2 separate regions of the Mus musculus genome follow, and region 2 is linked to region 1. A link is a loop called in an ENCODE intact Hi-C map of the cell type or tissue named here. Cell type or tissue: gastrocnemius. All regions are shown on one strand.

The links. Hi-C counts contacts between places; a loop is a spot of excess contacts. Peaks named below come from ENCODE experiments on the same cell type or tissue, not always from the same donor. Only the 100,000 strongest peaks of a DNase experiment are listed, where the experiment ranks them.
Region 2: it touches region 1 in a loop (9-fold over the local background); 22 of 42 quality-filtered maps call a loop at or near these places.

The regions. Positions count from the first base shown.
Region 1 is chr5:118,733,048-118,741,047 of GRCm38, forward strand. It overlaps Med13l (mediator complex subunit 13-like), which reads left to right. Exons shown (of 31, transcript NM_172424.4): 14 at 912-1,011; 15 at 5,268-5,488; 16 at 5,748-5,953. Among named protein-coding and RNA genes, the nearest start is that of Gm42015, 110 kb to the right of the region's middle. In gastrocnemius, a CTCF peak has its summit at 4,603 (motif pointing left); DNase peaks (open chromatin) are centred at 710, 2,899 and 4,613; H3K27ac peaks cover 3,124 bases.
Region 2 is chr5:118,591,384-118,599,383 of GRCm38, forward strand. Med13l (mediator complex subunit 13-like) reads left to right here. Exons shown (of 31, transcript NM_172424.4): 2 at 1,950-2,187. Among named protein-coding and RNA genes, the nearest start is that of Med13l, 35 kb to the left of the region's middle. In gastrocnemius, a CTCF peak has its summit at 3,637; DNase peaks (open chromatin) are centred at 188, 3,323 and 3,658; H3K4me3 peaks cover 823 bases; H3K27ac peaks cover 2,390 bases.

The DNA.
Region 1 (8,000 bases):
CGGCTCTTTGAGGAATATACTTTAAACAATATTAAACACAAAGGAGATGTTTTCAATTGAATTTTTATTTCTTTGAAATAATAGATTCTTTGATTTCTCCTCCAGCATTTATTGATAAAACTGATTTACCTAGTGAGTGATGGGGGGGGGTGGGCAGCTGGCTGAGCAGTCAGATGTGTTTGAATTTAAATGTACATTTCAACTGTATATAATGGAAGTATAAATAAAAGGTGTTAGATCTGCAAGATCTATTCTTTTGAAAATGTATTAAATTTTATTAAATTTACTTATTTAGTGTATATGAGTACACTGTAGCTGTCTTCAGACACTCCAGAAGTGAGTCACCATGTGATGAATTGAACCTCTGGAACAGTAGTCTTAACTGCCCCAAGATCTATTCTTTTATGTTATTGGATATACTTTATTTTGTAACCAGCCTATTTGAGATCTTAAAGGTACTCTTTTCTAGTAAGGAAATTGCCTTGTTTTGAATAACTGATCAGTTGTCTGCATTCAGAGGTTCTTAGATGGAGCTGCCTCTGTGAAGACAGAGGTTAACTTTTAAATGGGAATGACAGGACATAAACCGATGGCTTTGGGGAGGGAGCACAGGACCACTGTTTTAGTTGCCTCCTCCCATGGAGGAAGAGCCAGCCCCACAGCCAGTAACTGCCAGAATACCTGGCCAGCTACCATGTTGGCACAGCTGCCCTCGTCCTGTCCTGGAGGCAGTGTGCCTGAAGGCCTGTGCCAAACAGACTCTCTAGCCTTCTCACTGGAGATGCTGTGTTTGTCCCTGGCATAGCTGTCTGGAAGTGGTTCTGGGAGTGTCATGAGGATGTGCTTGCTTTATTTTTTAAGTGTCAGAGGTGTGCGCTTTCAAGTGTTCTAACTATTCAACTTGTTTTCAGGCCGTGTCCCCTGCTCTACGTTCATCCAAGATGCCTACTGTTGGGACTGAGGAGCGGCCCCCTGGGAAGGACGGAAGAGCTGCTGGCCCTTACCCTCCAAGTAGGTGCAGGAGCCTGAACCGACACGGTCACCATTGAGAGTTAAAACTTAAGACGTTGGAGCTTCCGAGAAGGCAGGCAGCTGCTCAGAGACAGAACCCATTCTCGTTTGATGTCATTCTGCTTTGTGTTTACACTCAGTTTCGAGGGCCGGAGGTTCTGTCGGAGGTCACTTTCCCAGTGGGTCACAAGCAACACACTTAACTTCAGAGAAGTTACAGAAAACTCTTCTTCTTTCAGCATTCTAATTGACTTACAGATAATGAGTGTTTGTCAGGACTTGTCATGCAGTTTAAGGTTTCTTATTGAGGCCGCTAATGCACACGGGGGCGCGGGGGCCGGGGGGGGGGGTGGTCAGTAGTGTAGTCTTTACCTGAAGGAAACAGACCCGCAGTGAGAGGAAAGTCAGGGTGGCCCTGCAGACCCTGAGGGAGACACAGGCCGTTGCACATCACCCTGTGGTTCCTGTTCATTCTCTTCAGCTGTTATTGAGAACAAATTGAGGGGAAAACCGCTGTGTCACAGGACGAGTCAGAACGTTTTATGACTCCGTAAATATAGTCTGACTGGCTCAGATGTAGAAGTGGGACGTGCAGAGATTGGATCGTGACAGTGTAAGTGGATCCACAGCTTCTTACTCAAGCATGCCATGGGAGGAAACGGATAGTGATAGCCAGCCAGTCACTGTAGGGGTTTTTAATTAACATGAAAGAAACATGGACTTACAGGGCTGGTCAGATGAGGACTTACACGTGTACTAATAAGACAGTCCTTTCTGTTTCTTCATGAGTGCATACAGCAGGAGACATCACAGTATATGAAGACATAGCCACGGCTGGCCACTCACTGTAGCCATCCTGCAGGGTGGTCCTTAGACTGTGCACTAGTCTTTCATTTTTATTTAAAAGGCGATTGCTTTAGAGTGGACTCAGCATCTGATGCTTAAAAGTACAGGCTGCAGTAATGAGTTAAAATAAGCACTGAGGTAAAGAGCCAGCACCATCCAAGGCAAGACCTAAGTGAATTTGTAATGGGAGGGGAGAGGAGGGCCAGAGCCAGACACAGACACATACACACACAGAGACACACACCGACACAGACAGGCACAGGCACAGACTCAGACAGACACACAGATGCAGACGTAGACACAGACACAGTGCTGAGCCAGTGCTCCCTCCTCAACTGTAGCAGTGCAAGCAGCACACCCTGTTTCGTCTCTGCTCTGCCTTCCTGACTGTGGTGAGCTATGAATATAACATCTGCCAGGGCACCGCCCAACGGAATCCAAGACACTGCAAACTGGGGCAACACTTGTACATCTACTTAGGACACCCCATGGAAGGAGTTTTGTTAATGAATGCATCACATGTCATTTCTAATGTAGCCAAGGACAAGAAGTCATAGAGCACTTCCGGGGCGCTCTAGAGTTGTGTGTGTTGTGTGTACAGCTTGTGTCAGTTTGTTCCAGTTCTGTTGTGTTCTGAATTCCCAGTAGCCACTTGTAGCTAGTGCATACAGGTAAAAGGAAAAGATTCCATATTACTAATTTGTGTATGTAACAATGAAGGATCAATACAGTGAGCAGACCATTTGCCTATGAATTTCTTTAAAATTATATCTTTTCTTTTTCTAAGAATGAATCTTAAGGGAAAACAAAACAAAACAAAATGTTAGTTGGACCATTCGGAGTGTTTAATTCTGTGCTTGGGCTTCTGCTCTATCCTCTGAGGCAGGAGGATCCTGAGAAAGAAGCCAGTGGTTTGAGGTGGGCGGAGAGCGGGAAAAGGCCGAGAGGAAGGAGTAGCAGGGCTCAGCCCTTGAGTCCTGCATGGAGTTGCCCATGTCCTTTTCTAGGAGCAGCAAAGTGCTGGCCAGGCTCCATGGCTGCCTGGCATCTGAATCCAGACTCGCTGTTTTCTCCCCGTGCACAGTTGCCCGGGCCTGCTCTTAGAGCGTGTGTCTGAGCACTGTTCTCATGGCATTGCACTCCTAGTTGAGAGGTGGGCACCATGTGCTGCCAGGTGCTCACCTGAGCCCTGCCTTCTCTGTAAGTGTGCAGGGTGAGGCTATTTACTACAGTGTGGGTGGCGTTGACAGTAGGCCTCCCTTAGCAGTATTTGATGGTAAGAATGTGGAGAGCACTTTAAAGTGAGCCTGTGGCAACGGAAATTCTATCTTGTCTTTGTGGAAGTGAGCAGGGTGCCGGAGGCTTTGAAAACACGAGGCTGTAACTTTTTATAGCATTAGTGAGACAAGTGGCCTCAGCAGAAATAAACTTACCATGATTCTTACAGGAAATTTAAAACAAAGCTATTTATTTATGTGTCTTAACTTTTAATATGATTTTATTTTTATTATTTTTAATTGTGTGAGTGTATGAGAGAGAGAGAGAGAGAGAATGGATGTGGGTGTGTGGGTGTGTCTGTGTACTTGCTCACAGTACAGGTACCCTTGGAAGCCTTGGATCCCTTGAAGTTGGAGTACAGACAGTTGTGAGCTGCCATACATGTGGGTGCTGGAAACTGAACCTGGGTCCTCCACAAGAGCAGCCAGTGCTCTTAACTGCTGAGGCATCTCTCCAGCTTTTGTAATTTTTTTGTTGTTTGGAAAGGTCTCACTGTGTAGCCCTGACTGCCCTGGAACTTGCTGTGTAGATTAGAATGGCCTTGAACTCAGAGATCTGCCAACTTCTGCCTCCTGAGACTGCAGAGTTGCTGGGATTAAAGGCTTTGCCACCATTAAGTTAGTCCATTCTGGAAACACACACGTCGTTTCACTGTTCCCTGTTGAATTTTTCTTTCCAGCCCTTCCTGTCCACTCTGCCCTCATCTCCCCAGATAGAGACTCCTTCTCTAAAGCCTTGATTTGGTTTGCCATAGTTTGAAGCACACTGTTCTGACTCTCAGAATTCTGCTTTAATTCCATGTTAACAGAGTAGAGCTGCTGCTCTTGAGCTTGGGGAAATGTTAGAGGTATAGTGCACATTTCTCCAGTCAGCCTGTACCCTACAGTAATCTTACCCTGTGTTTGAAATAAAATACATTGATTTGATTGGAGACCTTTCTCTTGCTTTAGAGTCAATAATTTGTGTATAGAGTTTCCAATAGTTACCTTGCCTGGCCTTCTTAGTTGCAGGCATTTTCAAGTTGTAAATCCTACTACTAGCCAGCAATCAGAGGCAAAGGCTCTGAAAGGTCGCTCACCCCTGCCTGTGACCCCCGTTCCAGGTGTCCATTTGCTCCCTCCCTGTAGTGAGCTCTTGGAAGCTTTCTTGTCCTGGTGGAAAGCAAGCAAGCCTGTTATATATCTAAGGGAGACTTGCTGCTAGTTGGTGGATGAGGCACTGAGGAAGGATCTTTCCCAGCCACAGCTGAGCTCTGCCTGGAGGATGTGGACCCTGGAGAGTATGCAGCCAGAGGCAGCAGCCAGGTCACAATCTGCATAATCAAGTTCATTGTTTCATATTAATTCCTGCTTAAGGGCTAGGTGCTTAGTTAAATGTTGGGGCTTTAAGAAAGGCATTAGCTATGGAAATGGGGAGGACATCAAAAGTAATAATAACAATCATAAACTCCTAGTTCCAAACACAGGGCACCACCTAGTGGCCATGCTCTGTAACCTCCACTTGCATTGTATTAGGCACAGCCTGCTTTGAGACTCAGCCTCTCACCAGTTCATGAACTGTTTGTTATTGGATATACCGACTCTGTGAGGACAGGGTTCTCTAAGCCCTCCTCCTTCCTTGCTGGGAACAGAAGGCAGGAATGTGCACCAACTTGCTAGACTCTGACTGTAAACTGTTTTCTGGCCACTGTGTACCCTGTCCTGTTGACAGCACCTGTAGAGTCTAGAGAGACAGCATGAAGTCATTCCCCAGACAGCAGGACTATGACTCAGTCACACCAACCCCAGCCTTGCTCTAAATCAATTCTGTTTTCTCTACTCTTTCATAAACATTTGCAGATGAAGATAGACTTTGATAATATATAATGTAGTTGGATTGCTTTCACTTTCTTCTTGACTCTTTCTGGATCAGTTACTGGAAGAAAGTGACATGCTCTGCAGACTCTGCTCACTGCATTAGCATTACACCATGCCATACAGCCCTTGAGAGGGGGAGGCTCGGGAGTGTGGCCGCCTGAGGGTGACCTGTGTCTTGACATTCTGTTAGCCTTGTGTGGACACTGCTGTGCCTGGCTGCTTGTCTCAGCTTTGAGGAATCTTGCTGTTAAGATGCACTTTTAATTTTGTTTTTAGCAGTTGCAGACTTGCAAAGGATGTTCCCCACCCCTCCGTCATTGGAACAGCACCCTGCATTTTCTCCTGTGATGAACTATAAAGATGGAGTAAGTTCAGAGACAGTGACTGCACTGGGCATGATGGAGAGTCCCGTGGTCAGCATGGTCCCCACACACCTCACGGAGTTTAGGATGGAAGTGGAAGATGGCTTAGGAAGCCCCAAGCCAGAGGAGATAAAGGTAATAACCAGTTTGGGCTTCCCCAGGGCTGGGGTGCTTTTCAGTGGGCCACACACACGAGTGCATAAGGACCATTGAAACTGGAGCTTGTCAGTAGAAGTCACTCCATCAACAGCTTTGGCATCAGATTTTTCTTTTTACTTATTAGAGAGAACTATTGAATTACAGTCGGTTCTGTGCCTGGGTTTTATGAAGCACCGAGCCACCGTGGCTGGCTCTAGTTTGCCAGCATTAAGCCAACCCCATTTCATTGTCACAGGACTTTTCCTATGTGCACAAAGTGCCGCAGTTCCAGCCTTTCGTGGGATCCTCCATGTTTGCTCCACTGAAGACGCTGCCGAGCCATTGCCTGCTGCCTCTGAAGACACCTGACGCCTGTCTGTTCCGGCCCTCATGGGCGGTCCCTCCTAAGATGGAACAGCTGCCCATGCCCCCTGCAGCCTCTTCTATTAGAGACGGCTACAAGTATGTGTGGGACTCTACCTACCCCTTACCATATGTGATAGCACCTCACTGTTTTCTCAGACTCGTCCCGGGGCCACAGTGGCTCAGTCTCTGAGACCACTTGCTCGCTTAGTTTCCTTTTGACCATGTTGTCTTGTGCGGGTCTGTGTGTTTATTTTTAAATGTTTCTTCTGTGTGTGTGTGTGTGTGTGTGTGTGTGTGTGTGTGTGTATGTATGTGTGTGTGTTTGTGCGCACTTGCATGTTTGTATACAAATTAAGATTAGAGAGCTGTGTGTGATTCTAAGCTGGTGTTTGCCATAGAATCTACACTTGATTGAAGTTGTTGATGTTTGTGGGTAGTGGGAGGAGCTTTGATTTGTAAGGTAATGGTTTCAGTGTGGGACTTTACAATTAGGTAAAGCAGTAACAGGTTGAGGTGTGGTTGGGGAAAGTAAAGGTAGACATGGCTGGTAACTTGGTTGTCTCGACCTGCCGGAGAAACAGTATTTATACCAGCAGTGCAGACTCCGCTTTCTTTGAAAGAAAGAACCTCTTATTCAGATAATTTGCGAATGCAAATGTGCATCTGAGCCACATGCATGTGTGGATGGATAAGCAAGCAAGTGCAGGTTGCAGGTGTTTTGCTCGGTTTCACTGCAGGGACTGTGGAGATGAGTGGGCTCCAGCACATGCCCCTTCTTAGGGACAGTTGTCAGGCAGGGAGATTGAATATGTATATTGTCTTATTTTAAAATGTTAACCACTAATTCAAAGATAAGCCTTAGGAACAAGTAAAACAAATTTCTGGTTCAGGACTCATTTTTGTCACATGTCTGTGACAGACGCCAGTGATTTACATAGTCAGTGTCAGAATGAGGAACTGGGTAGAAAAAAATGACAGGAGGACCCTGGATTTGGGAGCTAGCACCACCATGCCGTGTGACAGCTCTGCCTTATAAAATGGCTACTTGGGCTTGAAGGGTGCTGCACCTGGGTCTCCCACGCCTTACAGTGGGCTCCCTCTCCCCAGAGCTTTGGGAAAGCTCCAGCAGCCAGTGGCAGCAGACCACGGTGGGGAGGGGAGAGGACTGTGCCGCTGCCCTGCAAGTGGTTGGCCTGGCTGCTGCCAAGCTCCATTTGGGCTCTAGCTGTGCAGCCTCAGCCCCAGACTCTCTGGACAGGCTCTGGTAGTCGTCATGCTCTGAGCTGTCACTATACCCATCACTCACTCCTGCCCTGTGCCCTCTGCAGCAGAGGTTAGGCTGGCATTGCTACAGAGCCTGTGCTTACAGGAAGGTACCTTTTCCCCTACGGTCTGATGTGTCGTGGTCTGATGTCAGCGTTGACCCCTACCATGTGGCTAGTTTGTTGTTAGCTCTGCTTCACTTAAAACTAGCCTTGGGGTCCCAGACCTGCTTTATGGAGCAGGCAGCACAGCTCTGCACTGTCAGGGTCCCACTGGGTTCCCCAGTGCCCACTGCGTTTGGCTCACCTGTCTGTCACACTTGGGACATTTGCTGATGCTTGCTTCAGGACTGCTGCAGGCCACGCCAACTTCTGTCTCTCTGCTGACTGTCCCATTTTTCACACAAGATTGGTCTTCAGTCCATTCTTAATGAACAGGGAAGAATGAGGCTGTTTTCTACCTAGGGAACAAGTGAAGTACTTAGATTTTCAGTTAGCAATCATGGATCCTTTTTGGTCCAAACTGCAGATTCATTTTAGAATTTTGTTGACCAGGAAAATTTAAAGGAATCTAGTGAGTGTGCAGATAGTTATTTATTGCACTGTTGAATTTCTGTATCAGCTTTTGTTTGAACCCAAGAAACCCTTGTATGTCAGGGTTTATATAAATATTGCCTGATACCTGGGACACCTGAGATATCTGGGCCAATGGTGCAGGTTCTAGAAGATTACAGGGCAATAACTGTGTAAGTAATACAGGTGTGCAGCTCACTGAGGAGCACAGGCTTCATGTGCCAAGGCACCAGAACTGAAATACTTGCTGTCCCTGATGACTTGCAAGTGCACAGGCCCATGGGAGTGTGTTGAGATGTTTTATAATG
Region 2 (8,000 bases), 140 kb before region 1:
GTTTTTACTTTATCTCCTTTGACACTTAGAAAATAATGCTAGGCTTTCTGATTAAAGCACAGAGATATTACTTTTATTAGAAGAAACATGGGGGCTTGAACAGAAAACTAGACAAGAGTGTAGGCATGGCAGTGAGAAGAGGGGAGCGCCAAGGAATCACTTCCTCAGCCAGGGAGAGCTCAGAGAGCTGGCCAGCTGTCCTCCTGTCAGGATTGTTTGCCTTGCCTCGCCTCAGATCCCCAGGCAGCATAGAAACGCAGGATTTGCATGCACCTAGGATGGTCTTTAAGATTACATTTGCCTGATGCAATGTAGATGCTATGTAAATACTGGGGATACCTTGTTGCTTAAGGAAAATATGCCAGGCATGGTATCCTGCACCTTTAGTCCCAGTACTTAGGAGGCAAGTGCAGCTTGCTTAATTGGAGCCCAGCTTGGCTTACACAGTAAGTTCAAGGCCAGCTAGGGCTACATAGTGAGACTCTGTCTTAAATACACGCACATACGTATGCTGTGTGTCAGCTGTTTAAGCACTTGGAGTTAGTCCCGGTTGGGTTGCAGATGGTTACTTTTCTGCCCTGTGGTGCTTCTGTTTTAAAGAATTTGTCCATAAGAATGACTGGCTTTGTGGGAGAGGAAATGAAGGGATGGGGGCACGTGGGCTGTTCGATACAGGACTGTGGTGAGTCAGCTTTGCTCTGGTCCAGTACATGGTCCCAGTTTGTAGCTACTAAGTAAGGAGCCCCGCTCTCTTTGTGATGTTCTGTCCAGTTCATCCAACCTAAGCTTCAGGAAATTCGAAAGTAGAAGTGTGTGAACTGCGCACAGAACACACGGCCTCTGCTTGCTTGTTTAAAGTTCCGTGCTAAGGAGGCAGGGCTCTGTGTAATGTGCCTTGGCTGCTGCCGGCTGCTGTGTTAGCAGCTACTTCCTGAGGAGCCTTTTAGCATGCTGTGCTGCCCTGGTGAAAACTCCCACCTCCTGAACTGGCTGCTGAGGTTGGGGCACAGGGTGAGGGAGTGGGAATTCCTCAGAATGTCTTCTACAAGGGGTCCAGATGTTTCAGATGGTGGATTTTCAGATTCAGGGCTGTTGACATATGTTTCTCTGGCTTGCTATCCCTAATGTGAAGTGAGCTCAAGTGCTTCCAAGTGTGGATTTAGAAGCAGTGTGAATTTCACGTTTTTGTGTTAGGAACAATCAACTTGGACTTTTGTTGTTGAGATGGTCCCTCTACATAGCCCTAGATGTCCTGAAACTTGGTTTATAGACTAGGCTGGCCTCAAACCCACAGAAGATCCACTGTTCCTGCCTCCTGAGTGCTGGGGTTTAAGGTGTGGGCCACTGTGCCTCAACAGTTATTTTAAAATCTTACTTGTTTTATTTATTTATAAAAGTATTTAAAAGTTTTTTTAGTATGTACAAGAGTTTTACTTGCATGTATGTGTGTTAACCAGGTCTGTCCTGTGCCCATAGACATGAAGAAGAAGGCACTGGCTTCTGGGGTCAGAGTTAAGAGGGGTTGTGAGCCACTGTGTGATGCTGGGAATCCAACTGTGGTCCCCTCCAAGAGCGCTGGTGCTCTTAGCTGCTGACTGATCAATCTCTTTGCCCTTATTTGGTTTTAAAATAAGTGTAATTTGTGAACTGAACAGCAAGTAATAATTGAAGATAATATTTAAAAATATGGGTACCTAATAAATGGTCAGGAGAATAAAAGTTTTTCAGCAGCACATAATGATTGCGAGCTTGTTTCATTTTGGTATTTAATATGATGTTTGTCCCGACAGCCTTCTGATGTGTGCTCTTCCTTTGAAGAGACCTTGTGGTGTGAAGTTTAATACAAATGCCTATTTTATCAGCTTTCCCTTCCTATAGGAATTTGCTTTTAGTGGTCTGTAAGTAAAAGGAAAAATCAAAACTATTGCAAATTTTTTGTCGTTTTCCAGGCTGAACTCACAGGAATCAAATGGCGTAGGTACAATTTTGGAGGGCACGGGGACTGTGGACCCATAATTTCAGCCCCAGCCCAAGATGATCCAATCCTGTTAAGTTTCATCCGCTGTCTGCAAGCCAACCTGCTGTGTGTATGGCGTCGTGATGTCAAGCCAGATTGCAAAGAGCTCTGGATATTCTGGTGGGGAGATGAACCCAACCTAGTGGGAGTAATACATCATGAACTGCAGGGTAAGGATTTTGTTTTTCTTTAAAAAATATTTGCATATGTTTTTTGAACAATTGTAAATTTTGGAATTTATATTTAGGAGTTGCTTAAAACAGATCCCAAGCAGGCAGTGGACAGTGTGTTTGTCAGAAGAATAGCCTCACTCCCCCACCTCCGCCCCCCACATTTCTCTTTCCTTAAACTCTCTTGTTCTTCCTTAGTCATGCTGAAAATTAGAACCTTGTAAGATCACCTTAAGTCCATTCTTTTATCATTTACAGACAGAGTCAACATATAGCCTTAAACTTGAAGCACTCCTTCTGGCTCAGCCTCTTGCCAACTGGGGTACAGGGGTTCACCACCCTGTCCTTCTGGCCTCTGAAATCATTACTGTTAGAGTACTGTGTACCCAGTGGGCAGTGTCTGGGAGGAGACAAGGCTCTGACCCTGCTTTTTTGTTTTGTTTTTGTTTTTGTTTTGTGTTTTGGCTTTTTCGAGACAGGGTTTCTCTATATATCCCTGGCTGTCCTGTAACTCACTTTGTAGACCAGGCTGGCCTTGAACTCAGAAATCCGCCTGTCTCTGCCTCCCGAGTGCTGGGATTAAAGGTGTACGCCACCACCGCCTGGCACCCCTGTTTTTAAATTAATAGTGAGTTGTGAGTAACTAGTAAGACAGCTATGTGAACAGCTCAACTCTTTGTTGGCAAATTGAAAATGCAGAAATCTAATGCATCTTTTACTGGACAAATCTTAAATTAACCTTGGATACTGTTTTCGGGAAAGATAAGTTTCTTTAAAGTATCTCAGTTTATTTCTCTTACTGATTCCAGAAATACTAACTTTTAATTAACTAAATTTTGACTTCAGTTTGCATCTGACACCTGGAAACTTTGAATTAATGCAAAAATATTTGTTAGTCTAAACTATTTTTTATGTTTACCATACATTTACAGTAGCAGAAAATATTATTAGTAGTTTCCATTCCTCTCGCCAAGTTTCTCATTCATGTCCTACAGAATTCTCTAAGTCAGGAGCTGTTCCAGGCTGTTCTGTGGTTTGGAGGCAGGCCTTCCCACGCTGCTGTGCTGCCCGAGGACTCCCTGAGTCTGAGCTGTGTGGAGCTGTGTGACAGGCTGTGCGCCTTGCTTGGCTAGCCCATGTCTCCGTGGGGAGTGCTGGCCCTTCTCTGGGGAGTGCTGGCCCTTCTCGCCTGGCTTTAGAACTTAATCCGCTCTAGTTAGTTTGTGGTTGAAATGTTGCAGGCATTGCTGAGATGTGTCGTTAGTTTATGTTCTTATTATTTATTACGGGAAGACATAAAGCAAACTCCGGTGTATTCTTGTGGGTCTGCTTTAAAGGTTCTAAATTTGCCTAAAGGATTTCCTGCCAAATTCTTGAAACTTGTTGGCAGCCCTGTTTGTTTGGTTTTGTTTTGTTTTTTTTCTCCTGTTGGTGGTGTATCTTGCCACAGCAGCTAGGGGGCAGTATAGCACAGTGGACTAATTGAGCTACCTCTGGGCTGCAAACCTCTTCCCTGATGCTCTAGTGTATGTTCACTCTATCTAGGGGAGGTTGCTTTCTAGTGCGCTCATCCGCAGACTCAGAATTTATGTCCATGTCCAAACCTCGTGTAATTAGTAGGTGATGTAGATGCAGCTAGAGCTTCACACCACCTACGGTTTGGGTTTTCAGAGTCTCTAAGAGAGCTTCTAGCTGGTAGGTTATATTTGTGTTTGTTTGAATGTAAAACTGTTGCATTCTTTTAGTTTTTTCATGTGTGGATTTTTAAACATTTTTCTCCTTTAGTTTCTCATCTTAAAAAAATATTTTAAACTATCACTGATTGATGGGAGGTCATGTGCACCATGGCATACCTGTGGAGACATCCTAAGGCTTAGGCCCACGAAACTCAGTAACAAGCACCTTTACCTGCTGAGCCATTAGGCCCAGGAAACTTAGTAACAAGCACCTTTACCTGCTGAGCCATTAGGCTCAGGTAACTTAGTGACAAGCACCTTTACCTGCTGAGCCACCTCCCAGCTCTTCCTTGTTACTTTTGGTTCTGTTTCTCCTTCCTGATGTCTTCAGTTCATTTCGTAACAAGTTAGAAAACACATGGCCTGGCTTGATAGCAAAGTGAGTGCTGTTGTGTGAGACCAGCTTGTTGCAGCACTATTAAAACTCGTGTAAGCATGGACTGCTCTTCCCGAGCTGCTTCATGTCACACACGTAGGTCATTAATGTGAGAATATACTGGCAAGAGTTAAGCAAAGATTGACTTATTTAAAAAAATTTTTTTTTGTTTTGTTTTAAGTTATAGAAATGCTATTTATTTATTTATTTTACAATCAAAGTCTCACTTTGTAGGTCTGGCTGACCTGGAACTTGCTCTGTAGATCAAGCTGGCTTCATACTCATAGGAATCCGCCTGCCTCTGCCTCCCGAGTGCAGGGGTTAAAGGTGTGGGCCACTTTCAGCAGACACACTACATTTTAATTATACTGGCCAGCAGGATGACCACTGAAAGAGGTGGAGGACACTGCTCTTTGAGCATGGGCCTGAGCCAAAGGTGTCAGCTGACAGTTGTGTTTGCCCCGGGGAATGGTGTCTTCTTTATGCTCTTTTCCTTTGAGAACTGTAAGTGCCTCCTCTTGCTGAGCAGCCGTGGCCTCCTGAGTGTCTCCTCTTCTCTGTGTGCTGAGCGTTGGGAAAGTTAGAGCCTGTCACACAGGTTGTCCACTTCTGCATGTAAAAGTGGCTGAAAGTAAAGTCTGTGACTCAAGCATTAGGAGATATTTGACATCTAATTAGAAAAGTGAGTGGCATAGTGAGGTGTAGAGTAGTAGGGAAAGCCTTGGGGTGGAGGAGGAACCGAGTTCCTATTGGTTGCAGTAGAATTGAGAGTGTAACACGCCCTTTCCCGGTCAGCCTATTTAAGAGTTACTTTATTTCGGGCAATATAAATGTTAGCAGAGTCCCGCCAGCAGGCATGAGTGTTAGGCTCGGGCAGGCAACACTGTTACGGCATTACCAGGGGTACTGAAGTACTTACTGTTCATGCTTCTTGGTTCTGTTTTGCACCTTGTCATGATGTGACTTAGTAGCATATGGCTGGCAGACCACAGTAAACACCAAGCTGCTGCCTCGGTACATGGTATGTGTGCACGTTAGTAAAGCAGCCTCCATGGAATGACAGTGCTCACTCCTTCAGGACACAGTGTTGGATCCATAGCCGTGTACTTGGAATGCTTGAAGTATCTGGAGCCCTGTGAGGGAAGGTCACAGTGAGGCCAGAGAAGGTGGTGGGCATTGTGAGCTCCAGAGGCGTGGCTTTGGATCTGGCATAGTGATATCTCCATAGTTAATGACCAGCTGGGAGCCTCTGCTCAGTCTGTTTAACCTGTCACTGTCTGAGTTTCCTCACTATGAATTGGATTACGAGGCCAAAGTTAATAAGGACCTGAGCTGGCACGCACAGCAGTCACTCTGGAACTGCAATGTAGCTGTCGGCCATTGCTACTGCACTGACCACCGTGAGCTCGCAGATGAGAATTACATTTTGGCATTTTTCTAAGCAATTGATTCTGTTCTGGGTAGCAGGTAGTGCCAAATATTAATGCCCACTTTCAAGCTGAAATAATTATTTTCTAGTTTTAATGTTTGGGTGGGGACTGGGGAATAATACAAATGCACAGCAGCAAAGGGAACACGCTCATGGAAATGTATCTGCACTTCCCATACATTCCCTCTCTCTGTGTGCATGTGCTACTGAGGACATGTGTGCATGTGTGTACATGTGGGTGTGTGTGTGCTACTGTGAACATGTATGCATGTGTGTACATGTTGTGGGGATATATGTGCTATTGTGGACATGTGTGCATGTGTGTACATGTGGGTGTGTGTGTGCTACTGTGGTCAAGCAGTAGAGATTGGAGGACAACTGCTGGAAGTTCTCTCCTCCCTCCACAGATTCTGTCTGGGTCTTGGATGCAGGTCTGCAGGCTTGTGTGGCAAGGGCTTTTACCTGTTGAGCCATCTTGCTGGTCCCTTCTCTACGTTTCATAGCAAACCCAAATTGTTGCAGGAGGAAGACAGTTGTTTTAGCTTGTTGTATGTATACTCTTAAATAGAACTGAGACTGCTGCCGCGTGTCAAAGCAGGGAACCTCGTGAGTGTGTGTGGCTGTATAGGTGCTTCTATTTGTGAGTTCACTTAGAGGGATTTATAGTCTAAGGGGTATATGAGAGGCGCATGTACAGACCACTGCTAAGAATATATGAGAGGGTAGACCAGGATGGCTGGAGCCTCACAGGGATTAAAGATGGGTGTCACTACAGCCGGCCTAAAACATTGGTATCACATTTCTATTTTCCTATATTTTGTTTTGAATTAGTTTGCCAAAGCTATAAAGTAGTATTGTATGATGACTGTGTGAACATGCATGCTTACTTAAATATTTGACTTAATGAGTTACACATACTGAAGAGATGTGACATTTATTAACACTTGAATGAGTAACAAAGTCTTATTGTAAAATTATGGAAAGATATCTACTCAGATTCTTTCATATGAAGAATAGAAAGAGAATCAGTGAACTAGAATTATTAACCTACACATGCTTGAAATTGTGAGAGCAAGCTGAAGTCTTAACTTTCTACTGTAAATAACATCAGTGTGTTACCGCAGGCAACTTACTGAACCATGTAATTAGGTTTTTTTAAAAGAAAAATGAGACATTTATACCAAGATTGTAGTGAGGTAGAATGTGAAGGGAGGGCTTGTGTTCCACTGATATGAAAATTAAGCAATTGGCAAAATTATAAAGATTATTGCTTTAGACAAAAGTCAAATAAAGTTTTGATCTGGGGGTTGTTATTGGGAAGCAGAGATATCATGGTCTAATGTTTTTTGTTTTTCCCAACATGAAAACTCTGTATACAGTGAGCCCAAGTAAATATCTTTTAAAAATTATTTCTATTATTTTAATTATGTTGTGTGCGTGTGTTTGTCTGTGTGTGAATTTGTGCACGTGAGTGTGGGCACCTGAGGAGCTCAGCGCCATTGGGTCTCTTAGAGCTGGAGCTGTAGGTGTGGAGCTGCTCTGGGGGCCTCTGTAAGAGCAGCGAGCACTAGTCTCTGCTGAGCCTCCTCTATAGCCTGCGAAATCTCTTTTCACCAAGTGTTAGTTATCTTTGGAGCAGAGATGTCAATTGACAGTAGGTAAACTATATTTCATGCATGAATGGGATTAATTTGGCGAGGAGCATGCTGTGTGTGGTGTGGCCATTGATTGCATGTCAGTTTTGAGTAGTGCCGTGCTCGGTTATCTCTCCTGCCCTCTGGTTTCTTTTTCTTTCAAAAGCTTGTCTTTGCATAGCAAACTTTTTAAGATTTAGTTGGGGTTGTTATTCATTAAAAGGATAAAATTGTAGCCCTTATTCAGGGAGGCCAATTTAAGTGTATGGCTAGAAAATCAGGAGACTTCATAAATGTTGCTAGAGCTAAAGGCCTAATTCAAGAAGTAATTGCATAGTTGAATATTGGCTTTGAAAGGTTTTAGAGACATAGGTATATGTAGAGAACTGGTGTTGGCTTTATTAACACTTTTTTTTTTTTTTTTTGCTGCCAAATGACATTGTGTTCTCACTGCTTTTCTCTATAAGAAAGGGCATGTATCCCTGACATAAACTGGGGTTTCTAGAAGGAGCTAGATTTTTGTGGGTGAGCTAGGTCTGCACGCAGGATCCCCTCAGTTTTGTCATGGTCTGTCTTTGCATTGCCTGACCCAGCTGCAAACCAAAGTGCAGGAGGAGTCTCCGCCTTTGTCACTTCTC